Linked DNA regions of Homo sapiens: region 2 is linked to region 1. A link is a contact called in ENCODE Hi-C or POLR2A ChIA-PET data. All regions are on one chromosome and are shown on one strand. The core of a region is the stretch at or near the end of the contact, and the rest is flanking DNA. Distances in the headings are between cores, read along the strand shown.

Region 1 (5,782 bases), core at 2,347-4,846:
GGCCTACCTGTGAGCCACAATATTTATTCAACAAAAGACCCATTCAGCTAGTTCCGCCAAACTCTTACATTCTCTGTAGATGAGGACGCCTTAAGTGCTGAGCCCTGCGCTATGCTTCATGCTGTGATTTTCCCACCAACCCTTTCCATGGGGTCTAGGGGCAGGTAAACAGAGTGGCCCCTCACCGTTTCCTGATCCCATTTCCAGGAAGTAACTAGCAGGAAAAGCTTGATGTGTAGCATGGTGTGTCTATATAAGGAGACACAAAGCTATGTCATTTTGAAAGTGGTAGTCCACGAATCCTATTATCTCGCAACTGTTCTCCCTCCCCAGTCCCAGTCATCTGTGGACATCTTTCCATGTCATTATTGAAAGATCTGTGTCATTTCTCCCATCACTTTAGGGCCACCTCATCCCACCCCAGAGTAACTATGGAGACCAGTTTACTGTGCGCCTTTCCTGGTGTGTCTGATCTTAGTCTCACCATGATCTGTCTATATAAACATACACATATATACACACAAACAACGCTGTGGGGAGGGACGCACGCCCTGTCACAGAGCAGCAGCTGCTTTCTGCAGACCAGCTCTCTCACCTGGGAGTCCCCCACAACCCATTCCCAGCCTCTAAGAAGCCCACGAGCAGGTGTGGGCTCTCCAGGGAGGTCGTGGTGGGGAAAGCAGCCCTTTCTGTGAGAGATGAGAGCGGGGAGCTGGGGATGGGCGTGTTAATAGTCCTCTCTTGCAACCTACACATGCTACTTTAGTTTTAGCAGGTCATGGCATCACACTTGAGTATCGGCCTGCGTCTTGCTTCCTTCACTCACCAGCTTATCTTAGAGCACTCTCCATGTGGAAATGTACAGGTCCACCCCATTGTGAGTGAGGGCTTCATAGAATTCAACAGGATGGCCAGGTCACACTGTATCCAGCTTCCCTCCCAGGGATGGATCCCCATGCAGTTCCGATCTTCTCCTTGCACGTTTGGAGGCTGGGGCTATTATCAATATCTTTACACACTAAACATTTACTTTGTGTAGGTAGATTCCTACACAAGTAGTAGGATTGCTAGATCAAAGGGCAAGGACATTTAAGATTGTAATTGATGCTGCTGCCGAGTTATTTTTTGCTATTATGGTAGCAAGTCACACTCGTCCTCCGTGCGGGTGAATGGATCCAGATGCACGTGGTTGTCAGTCCAGGCAGGGAAGTGGATGAGTAGGGAGGCACAAGGGAGCTTAAGAGGAATGGGGGCGTGTTCTGCCTTTTTTTTTTTTTTTGAGGCAGAGTCTCGCTCTGTTGCCCAGGCTGGAGTGCAGTGGCACAATCTCGGCTCACTGCAAGCTCCGCCTCCCAGGTTCACGCCATTCTCCTGCCTCAGCCTCCTGTGTAGCTGGGACTGCAGGCGCCCACCACCAAGCCTGGCTAATTTTTTGCATTTTTTTTTTAGTAGAGACAGGGTTTCACCGTGTTAGCCAGGATGGTCTCGATCTCCTGACCTTGTGATCCACCTGCCTTGGCCTCCCACAGTGCTGGGATTACAGGCATGAGCCACCGCGCCCGGCCTGCCTTTTTTTTTTTTTAAGAGACAGGATCTCACTATGTTGCCCAGGCTGGTCTCAAACTCCTGGGCTTGAGCGATCTACCCACCTCAGCCTCCCAAAGTGCTGGGATTAGAGGCATGAGGCACCGTGCCTGGCGTGAGTTCTGCTTTGCAGAAAGGATGCTGGGGGTGAGATGTATCAAAGACAGTGCAGCGGAGTGGATGTCACTCCCTCCCACCCCTATGTGGACTTCTTTCCTATTCTTCTTTTCTTGTGGGCCTTCTTATATTCCTGGGCAAGAGGGAACATCCAGGGTCAGGCTAGTGAGCACCTCCTTACATTTTGCACTTTGTCCCAGACCTGGCAAAATCATACCCATTTTACAGATGAAGAAAGTAAGGCTCAGGGCAGTGCAACGAGTGTCCAAGATCACAGGACCTTTAGCTGTGTCCCTTCTCCGAGGACTCCTGTGGAATGTAAGGGAGGCAGGATGGGGTCCTCCAGGGAGAACAGCCTGGCCAATAAGCAGAAGGGGCCTGGAGTCGGGGTGATTCTGGGGGTGCCACTAACTTAGCTTGGCAATCCTGGCTCCCCACCTCTCAGGCCACAGCTATGGCACCTGGAAAATGGGTGGGTGGACTTAGATTAAGGGTTACAAAAAGAAATGGCTACAGAGGACCCAGGAGACAAGTAGATCTGGCCGGTACACGGTTCTGAGACTTTGTGGATGCCAGGCCTGGGGTACTGTGCAATGATGGGGCATGCTAGGGCCTGGGCACTAGAGATGATGTCCTGGCTGAAGGAGCAGCCTCTACTCATGCTGGGAGCAGGGTCCCAGGAGGGGAGGCTGGTGCAGTATTGCCAGCATTTTTTCTTTTCTTTTCTGTTTTTTAAGACAGAGTCTTGCTCTGTTGCCCAGGCTGGAGGGCAATGGTGCAATCTCAGCTCACTGCAACCTCCATGTCCCAGGTTCAAGCAATTCTCCTGTCTCAGCCTCCTGAGTAGCTGGGATTACAGGCACACACCACAATGCCCGGCTAATTTTTTTGTATTTTTAATAAAGATGTGGTTTCACCATGTTGGCCAGGCTGGTCTTGAACTCCTGACCTCAAGTGATCCACTCACCTCGGCCTCCCAAAGTGCTGGGATTACAGGCATGAGCCACCATGCCCAGCTCCAGCATTTCTTTGGAGAAAGTGAAAACTTGGGTTTTCTTTCTCTTTTTTTTTGAGATGGAGTCTCACTCTGTCTCCCAGGTTGGAGTGCAATGGTATGATCTCGGCTTACTGCAACCTCCTCCTCCCGGGTTCAAGCGATGCTCCTGCCTCAGCCTCCTGAGTAGCTGGGATTACAGGTGTGCGCCACCATGCCTGGCTAATTTTTGTATTTTTAGTACAGACAGCGTTTCACCATGTTGGCCAGGCTGGTCTCGAGCTCCTGACCTCAGGTGACTCGCCTGCCTCAGCCTCCCAAAGTGCTGGGATTACAGGTGTGAGCCACTGTGCCTGGCCAAAACTTGGGTTTTTCCAGCAGTATGGAGTTGTGAAAGGCTGGCCATTCGCGGGGTTTGGGAGCCATCCCTTAGGCCTCCTGGGACTCTCAACCCTTTGCAATCCTCATGATCAAACACTCCTGACCTTTCTGAGCCATGGGCCTCTTCTCTGAGCACATCTTTTAAATGCACAAAATAAAAATATATTAGATTACAAAGGATTCCAATTATGTTGAAACATGGTTATCAAAATATTAAAAACACTTTTGATATAGTAATAAATGTACTTCTTCATTAATGCACTAAATAACAAGCGCTAGGGACAGGTCTAATTAGCATCTTAACTTTGAAGTGGTACTGGGTGTAAACGATCTATGGAGATAGTAGCAATGACTGTAATGCGATATGAAAATATCTATATTTCTTTTGGTGACAAAGCCAAGAACACCACTAATACAACTGTGGTTTGTTGTTGACATTCGCAAGGGAAGGAAATGCTAACTTTCAGGGCAGTGGTGCTGAAGAGACAGATGTAATATTTTTTCCACCTCCCAAGATTACCAACTCCCTCCGTGAGGATCCCCTGTCATTCATGGGGTTAGGGGTGAACAGGACGGGGCTCGGACCCCAGGGTGAAGTGCTCATGACCAGAGGCCCTTCCATGGCTAAAACTAGGGGCGCAACAGGAGCTGATCCCCAGGGCAGGCCTCCCGCAGCAGGCAAACCTGAGATCTGGGAAGGGCCTGCCCTTCCTCCCTGCGGCCCTGGTGAGTCACAAAACGTCCTTTCTCAGGAAGACCAAATATAAACAGTTCAGGATTATCTTGAGAACAAGATGTTTGTTTACTTTCTAAAATTGCAGACATGGCAAAGTGCTGAGGCCTACAACTGCAATTAATAATAATTTAGGCCCATCGCTCCCAGGGCAGAGCTGCATCTCCGTGTTAGAGACAAAGACCCATCTTTTCCTTGTTTTGTGTTCAGGCAACATGACGTTATTTCTCCCTAGTCATAGATATTTTTATTGCTTGTATCACCCCAGATTATACAAGCAATACATGCTCATTGTAAAAATTTCAAAATACTACAGAAAGTAAAATTTTCCCCATTTTAACTCATTCCCAGAGAGAACCGCTAATAATGTATTCGATCCACTGTGCTTTTCGTCTCCATGCCTGTACTCACACACATTACCGTTCATATAATTTCTTTTTCCAAATGGCATTCTGTGAAAATTGTTCTACAACTTGCACTTTTTTTTTTTTTTTTTTTTTTTTTTTTTTTGAGATGGAGTCTTGCTCTGTCACCCAGGCTCGAGTGCTCGGCTCACTGCAGCCTCTACCTCCTGGGTTCAAGCGATTCTCCTGCCTCAGCCTCCCAAGTAGCTGGGACTACAGGCACCTGCCATCACACCTGGCTAATATGTGTACTTTTGGTAGAGACGGGGTGTCACCATGTTGGCCAGGCTGGTCTCAAACTCCTGACCTCAGGCGATCCACCCGCCTCGGCCTCCCAAAGTGCTGGGATTACAGGCGGGAGCCACTGCGCCTGGTCTCAACTTGTACTTTTCACTGAAGATATCATAAATATTATTTGTTGATATGTCTGTCTCCTCAATTAGAAATTGGAGTTTCAGAAAAGGAAATACAGTACTTTATAAATCTTTTTAAATCAATGCGCCTTACCCAACAATTCATACATAATAGGATTCAACAAATATTTGCTGAGCTAGTGACCAAATTAATAAATACATAAATTTGTTTTTCAAAAAATAAATTGTGAACACCTTTGTATGTTCATTAAACAATACTTCATTGTTGCAGGGCTCCTGAGAGCTAAGTTGTAGGGACGTGACTGAATTTTTCAATGACCACTCACAGGTACATGGGTTGTTTCCAATTTTTCAAACCTGTTCTGCCCCAAACATCCTTAAAACATATATATCTTTGTATGCTTCTTTATGCATTTTTTAGACTCAAAGAAAGGCCTATTTAGATTGTACCAAATTACAAACCTATCACCACAGAATCTTTTTTATCTGTTCCCTCACCAACACTGAGTGTTTATTTATTTAGTGGATGTGAATGCACTTTATTCAACAAAAATGAGGCCTATTTCAAATATGCCAAAGGTGCTTCTATAATTCTTTCTAGTAACATTTCTAATTGGATTTTTATTCTTTTGAATATTTCAAAAGATAATATACTTTGAACAATTTCAAGCTTGTGGAAAAATTGCTAGAACAATACATAGTACTACCATATAGCCCTCACCAAGATCATCAAATTCTTAACATTTTATCACATTCTGGCTTGTGCGTGTGCTCTCTCTCTCTCTGTCTCTCTGTCTCTCTCTCCTTCCATTATTCTCTTTCTGAATCTTTGGAGGGCAAGCTGCACACATAGTATTCCATCATCTTTAAACACAGTCGTGTGTATTTCACCAGACCAAGTTCATTCTCTACCTAACCCCAATGCAACCCTCCAAATCAAGAAATCAACATCAGTACAAACACCACCACCCAATCCATGGACCCCATTCAAGCGTCCCAACAATTTGTCTTTTCCCCTCTGGTCCAGAACCTTCTCCAAGAACATGTATTGCATTTAGTTCTTGTGCATTTTCAGTTTCCTACAAGCTGGAACAGTTTCTCATTTTGCCCTGTCTTTTGAATCCTCAATGGTTTTTTTTTTTTTTTTTTTTTTTTTGAGACGGAGTCTCGCTCTGTTGCCCAGGCCGGACTGCGG
Region 2 (5,782 bases), core at 1,661-4,160, 130 kb after region 1:
AACATCCTATGAGGAGGGGCCTACAGGCACCATCCCCATTTAACAGATGAGGAATCTCAGAAGTTGAGGCACCAACTTGAGATCACACTTCAGGGCAAAGAGGGAGGCGGGGGTCCCAGAGCCCACATCTCTTCCCCTGCACCTGCTCCTGACTTTTTAGGCAGATTTACAGGGAAATCTTCCTGAATCCAGACTTAGCAGCTTCTCTGCACACAGGATATAGTTCCTGTACATGGTCTCTACCATAGTCCTCACTGCCTGTAGCCAGGCGTGGCCCTAGGGGCTGGGATGGCATAGGTGATGGGCCAAAACCACTCAGGATGGCAGGACCCGGAGGGCATGTCTGGGGAAGGCTGTCATGATCCCAAGGCTCTGGTGTTCTTGGCCTCCCCCAGCACATGGGATTCCAGCTCTAGCTGATCACCTGATATAATTTTGATCAAGGGAGGTGTTTGCATACTTCCAAGGATGGGCAGCTCAGCACATGGCAAGGCAGCCTGTTGTGTCTATGGACAAGTTATAGAGGGCAGAAAGGTTTTCCTATTTGCATTGTAAGTGTGATTAACAGCATGAACCTGAGCACTCAAGGGCCGTGGAACAGGGGCTGCTCCTTCCACCCTAGAGGTAGCCCTGCTGAAATGGGGCTTTGGGCATCCTGGGCTCTGATTTGCCTTCTGCAGCTCCCACAGTCCCCTGCAGTCAGTCCCCTGCCCTCCTCCGGCTGCTTCTCCTGGTGCCTTCCTGAGAGCATTTTAATCAGAGCTGCTTCTCCCTCTCTCTCTATTCTAGTTTGATGGTGACAGTGCCTACGTGGGGATGAGTGACGGAAACCCAGAGCTCCTGTCAACCAGCCAGGTGGGTGCCTCATCCTCCCTGAACGGGTGTCTTAAGATTTGGGCTGGCTGGATCTGAGCTGTTCCTGGGTGGAGGTAGGGGGTGCAGAATGGGGCCAGCACAGCCCGCTGCTGTCTTCTCTCTGAATGATCAAGAATAGCAATAGTCTCCTTAAAAGGTACAATCAAAGTGGGACTATAGTGTTCGTAAATTAACTACCTGGCTACTGTTGGCTTAAAATGGATTGGGAACTTGATGAAACTTGAAATGTATTGCCCATACTCCCCACGCTTGGGGCAGCTTTTCAGCAGCAGTGAGTTGAGGTGCCTGCTGCTCTCTGGTGCCGCCTGCCTCTTGCCACCACACAGCACCCACGGGGACATGTTCTGGTTTGGATGCACACATGCCCTTGCGTAGGCATGCATGGTTCTCCTGCCTGCTGGGAGTTGTTGAAGGCCACAGGGGAGGGTTGTGGACAGGGCACAAGGAAAGAGAGCAGAAGGTCTTACTGGTGGCAAAGGAAGCAGAGTCATTCCTGGGCAAGGCTGTCTCGAACCCCAGCCTGGCCCTCTGGGGGGTCATAGTTGCCAGTTGGAATCAGATTTTCCACTGAGAGCCTGGTCTCTGAAAATTAATGTTTCTCTCAGCTGGGAGCATCCTCACTATAGACTATGATGCCACAGAGGGTCCTTGCTGCAGGCTGAGGGTCCAGGGAGGGTCTCCCTGCAGAATGTGATGCCAGGGTGGGTCCTCACTGCAGGCTGGGACCCCAGGGAGGGTTCTCACTCTAGGCTGAGATCAGGGAGGGTCCTCACTGCAGGCCAGGACCCTGGGGAATGTCATCCCTACAGAAAGTGATGCAAGGGTGGGTCCTCACTGAAGGCTGGGGCCCCAGGGAGGGTCCTCACTGCAGGCGGGGGCCCCAGGGAGAGTCCTTACTGCAGGCCGGAACCCCAGGGAGGGTCCTCATGGCAGAATGTGATACCAGGAAGTATTCTCATTACAGGCATGGCATCGTGGAGGATGGTTCCCTAAGGCAGTGGTGCTTGCTGGGTGGGACCAGCTCGGGACACTGATTGGAGAGCCAAGGAGGGTTATAGCTGCTGAGAAACTTGGGAAGCTGGAGGGCAACCCCGGCCCTGGAGCTGACCTCTACCCTCTGTCTCTGCCATTGTGGGGGCTATGGCAGTCCAAGTTGGGTGGCCCCTCAGCCATCAGGCTGGGCACATATTTTCCAGATGGGGCAATAGAAGCCTATTAATTCACAAATATTTATGTCCCTATTCTGTGACAGGTCCCATGGAGGCCATAGATGAGTAAGACATGGGCCTGTGGCCCTAGGGGGCACTACTAGTGAGGAAGATACTGTAGTCTCAGTGGGGCATGGAAGCTCTGCTGCAGGGTGCTGCGCCCCCTCCCCTGCCGCTGCAGGATCGCTCATGCCGGGGCCACCATACCATGCCCCTCTCTGGCCTGTCCCTGTGTGAGCATAATGCTGCTGCTGCAAAGCTGCCTTTATATTGCATTGACATGCGCCAACATGCAAGACTGGTGGGCAAGACTCCAGGCCTTGGAAGTGGTTATTTTGGAAGAGTACACTGATGTCATTTAATTGTACATAATCAACTGAAGTCTCATCTCAGCAGACCAGAGTTAGCCCTGACATCTCATCTGAGCCTTTTCACAATGTTTAAATAGTATTTTTGTTAACATATTGAGCCCTGGTTTTCAGAACTATATTATGGTGAATTCTGTTCTGGAACCTACTGGAAAGCATTGGCAATGTCCTTCCACCAAGAAGGAAAAGTGGGACTCAGTGGGGCTCTGTGTCTGCTCTAGGCCTCGGCAGAGGAGAGCACAGTCGTTTGGAGAGGAGACTTGGTACAAATAAATGTCACCCTCCCCAAACCATTAACAGTCATATCCTCAACAATTCCCCCAACACTTTGCAGCTTGCAAAGCCTTTTTCTCAATGGTTATTTCAGCTAATCTTCACAACAGCCTCGAGAATGAGTAGACGTTATTGTTCAGTCAATTTTATAGATGATGCAACTGAAGATCAAGGATGTTGGCTGATTCAATCAAGGTGACTCAGCCAGGGAGCACTAGAGCTGGCATTCAAACTTGTGAAGCTCAGACTCGGAGCTCCACAAGCCTCCCTTGCCTTGTCCACTGACTTGCCTCAGCCTAAATGTCACTTCTGCAGAGAGCTCTTTGTGACTGCCAAACCCACGTTAGGTCCCCTTTCCATGATTCTCATTAAAATGGCACCAGGTCTTTTTAATTCATAGTGACAAAAATTCATAATTTTTGTCACAGTGGTCATCTACTTACCTTGTGATGACTTAGTTAATGCCTGATTTCCACCCTAAACTGTGACCACCATGGGGAAAGGATCTGGTCTCTCTGGTCCAATGCTGTGTATCCCAGTGGGGCATAGTGTCTGGAACACCGAGAGCACTCAGAAAATATTTGTGTAATGAGTGATGGTAGCCCCTGCTCTTCTCTGAACTTCAATGTCCCTAACAGTGGAACAAGGTGGTTGGACTTCCTGAGGGTCCTTCTAAATCTTTTATGCTGTGACCCAGAGGGTCTCCCTAACTTAGGACTTTATGAAGAAGATATCAAAATTCTCTGAGATTAATTAAGTCTAGCCAGTGGCATGAGCCAATCTTAATGTGAACAAATTTTGCAATTGCAGTTAGATTTCTTATAGTGTATCCGTTAGTTTTTCCTGCATAACAAACACCTCAAAACTTAGTGGCTTAAAACAACAAATGTTTATCTGGTTAATGATTTTGTGGGTCAGCAGTTTAACTGAGTTCAGTTGGGTGGTTCTTCTGGCCTTGCTTAGGATCACTTTAGCAGCAGCAATACATTGCCAGATCAGCAGTGGGCTGGTTGGTATGGGAGGCTCACCTGTGTTCCACATGGTCTCTCAGCTTCCAGCAGGCTAGCTCCAGGTTGTTCACATGGTAGGAGAAGGGTTCCCAGAGCAGCAAGAGCAGAAATTGCAAGATTTCTTGAGGTCCAGGCTTGAAATAAACACACATCTACTTCCAACACATTCTATTGGTCAAAGCCAGTCACAGGACCAGCCTAGATCAAGGAATGGAGAAATAGCCTCTACCTCTTGATGGGAAAGGCTGCAAAATATTGTGGCCTTTTTACAAACTACCACATGTAGGAAACATATGGGATATGATTCATGATGATTTTGTTGAAAAATAACTTAGACTTTTCTGGTACCTATAGCTCCTTGCAGCTCAGTGGGACCCTACTAGCTTCTAGACTTGAATGATGAAAGTTCTATATATTTCCTTCCTCTTTTCCCTGGAGTGCTTCTTGAACTCACAACGCGAGCGCGCGCGCACACACACACACACACACACATACACACATACACGTGAACACCCTCTCACAATGTGTTGTCTCATCAACTGCAAGAATTGTATTGTCCAAATTACTGGATTAAGGATTGACATCAACATTTGGGTAAAATGAAGCCCTCACAGCCACTAGAGGATTCAGAGGATAAACACTCTAAATGGCTTAAAATATGTTTTATAAATACAGTTAAATACAAGGTTCACCCAATCAGCAAATGTTTATTGGACACCTGTTATATGCAAGGCTGTGAATATCAGTGGGAAGCCATTTCTGGAAAACATTTGCTTCCAGAACATCCAATCAATATATGTATATATTTTTGAGATGGAGTCTCACTGTCACCCAGGCTGGAGTGCAGTAGCTTGATCTCGGCTCACTGCAACCTCCACCTCCTGGGTTCAAGTGATTCTCCAGCCTCAGCCTCCCGAGTAGCTGGGATTACAGGTGCCTGCCACCACACCCAGCTGATTTGTGTGTGTGTGTATTTTTAGTTGAGACAGGGTTTCACCATGTTGGCCAGGCTGGTCTTGAACTCCTGACCTTAAGTGATCCGCCCACCTCGGCCTCCCAAAGTGGTGGGATTACAGGCGTGAGTCACTATGTCTGGCCCAGAACATTCAAATCGTATTACAAATTTGTTCTTTAATGTAACACTTCTCCTGAGATGCCATCTTCTTTACTTAGAAACCGCAGCTGAGACAGAGGTTCCCCTAGGGTATGTATTAGCTGACTGTGTCCCTTTTTGAAAACTTTCACCGCCGCTCTACGGGCTTGAAGTGTTTTTTTTTGCAAATACATTCTCCATTGTTTGGTTTTTGCAAGACTCCACATAAATTTTCCCATAGCTGCTTTAGCTTCTACAAATGATCACACTCCCTCTCCCTCCTTGGACCTTGGGTTACTTTTGTACCAGACTTGCCGGGGTGGCCTGAGAATGAGATATAATTCTCAGATAGGGCTGTGTCCCCATCAGCAGCTCCAGGGGGGTAGAGGACCTGGTAGAGGTCAGTTCTTTCCTGTTGAGAGCAGACTCTGTCCAGGAGTTACAGAAATGGATATTTCCTGATGATGTGACCCAGAAAGAGTCTCCTCCTTCCTGGGACGAGGTGAGGAGGAAAGGGAAGTGGGCTTGGGACTCAGCAGACCTGGATTCAAATTCCAGCTCCTCCATGCCTCAGCATGGGCCAGATTTCCTTATGCAAGTGATAGCAGCTTCCTATCAAATGGGAGGAGTAGCAGCGTCTGCCTCCTAGAGTGTCATGAGAAGTAAATGAGGTGTGTGTGTATTGTGGATTCTGTTGCTGCCTCACCAGAGTCCTGCTCATCATTCAGCTGCTGTGAGTGTTGGCTGCTAACTATTCACAGCTACTCTTTCTTTGGAAAATTGGAACTGTGAACCCAGGAGAGGATAGAAGGGGAGGTCTAGAAACCGATATCCTTATCTCAAGGAGTGACCAACTCTGCAACTCCTCATGGGCTCCAGCTAATCCAGCCAGACTCCAGCCACCAAGGCCAAATCTTTACTCAGCTCCTCCCCTGTCATGTCCTGCCTCCCTCC

The links. Hi-C counts contacts between places; a loop is a spot of excess contacts on that map. ChIA-PET counts read pairs that join two places held with the same protein, here RNA polymerase II (POLR2A). Pooled maps may share reads with other maps.
Region 2: a pooled map shows a loop between it and region 1 (3-fold over the local background). The contact joins two enhancer-like sites. A Hi-C loop is called at or near these places in 1 of 168 maps with a recorded cell type or tissue (mammary epithelial cell) and 1 of 50 pooled maps. POLR2A ChIA-PET finds 5 or more read pairs at or near these places in 3 of 52 experiments (A549, HEK293T and Panc1).

Annotation. Positions count from the first base shown.
Region 1 is chr20:43,846,200-43,851,981 of GRCh38, forward strand. No RefSeq gene overlaps it. Among named protein-coding and RNA genes, the nearest start is that of LINC01728, 46 kb to the right of the region's middle. Within about 2 kb of position 3,597, at least 7 of the 41 ENCODE cell types and tissues checked have a DNase peak (open chromatin) inside an H3K27ac peak, as active enhancers do.
Region 2 is chr20:43,972,578-43,978,359 of GRCh38, forward strand. TOX2 (TOX high mobility group box family member 2) reads left to right here. Exons shown (of 9, transcript NM_001098797.2): 2 at 790-855. Among named protein-coding and RNA genes, the nearest start is that of TOX2, 61 kb to the left of the region's middle. Within about 2 kb of position 2,911, at least 4 of the 41 ENCODE cell types and tissues checked have a DNase peak (open chromatin) inside an H3K27ac peak, as active enhancers do.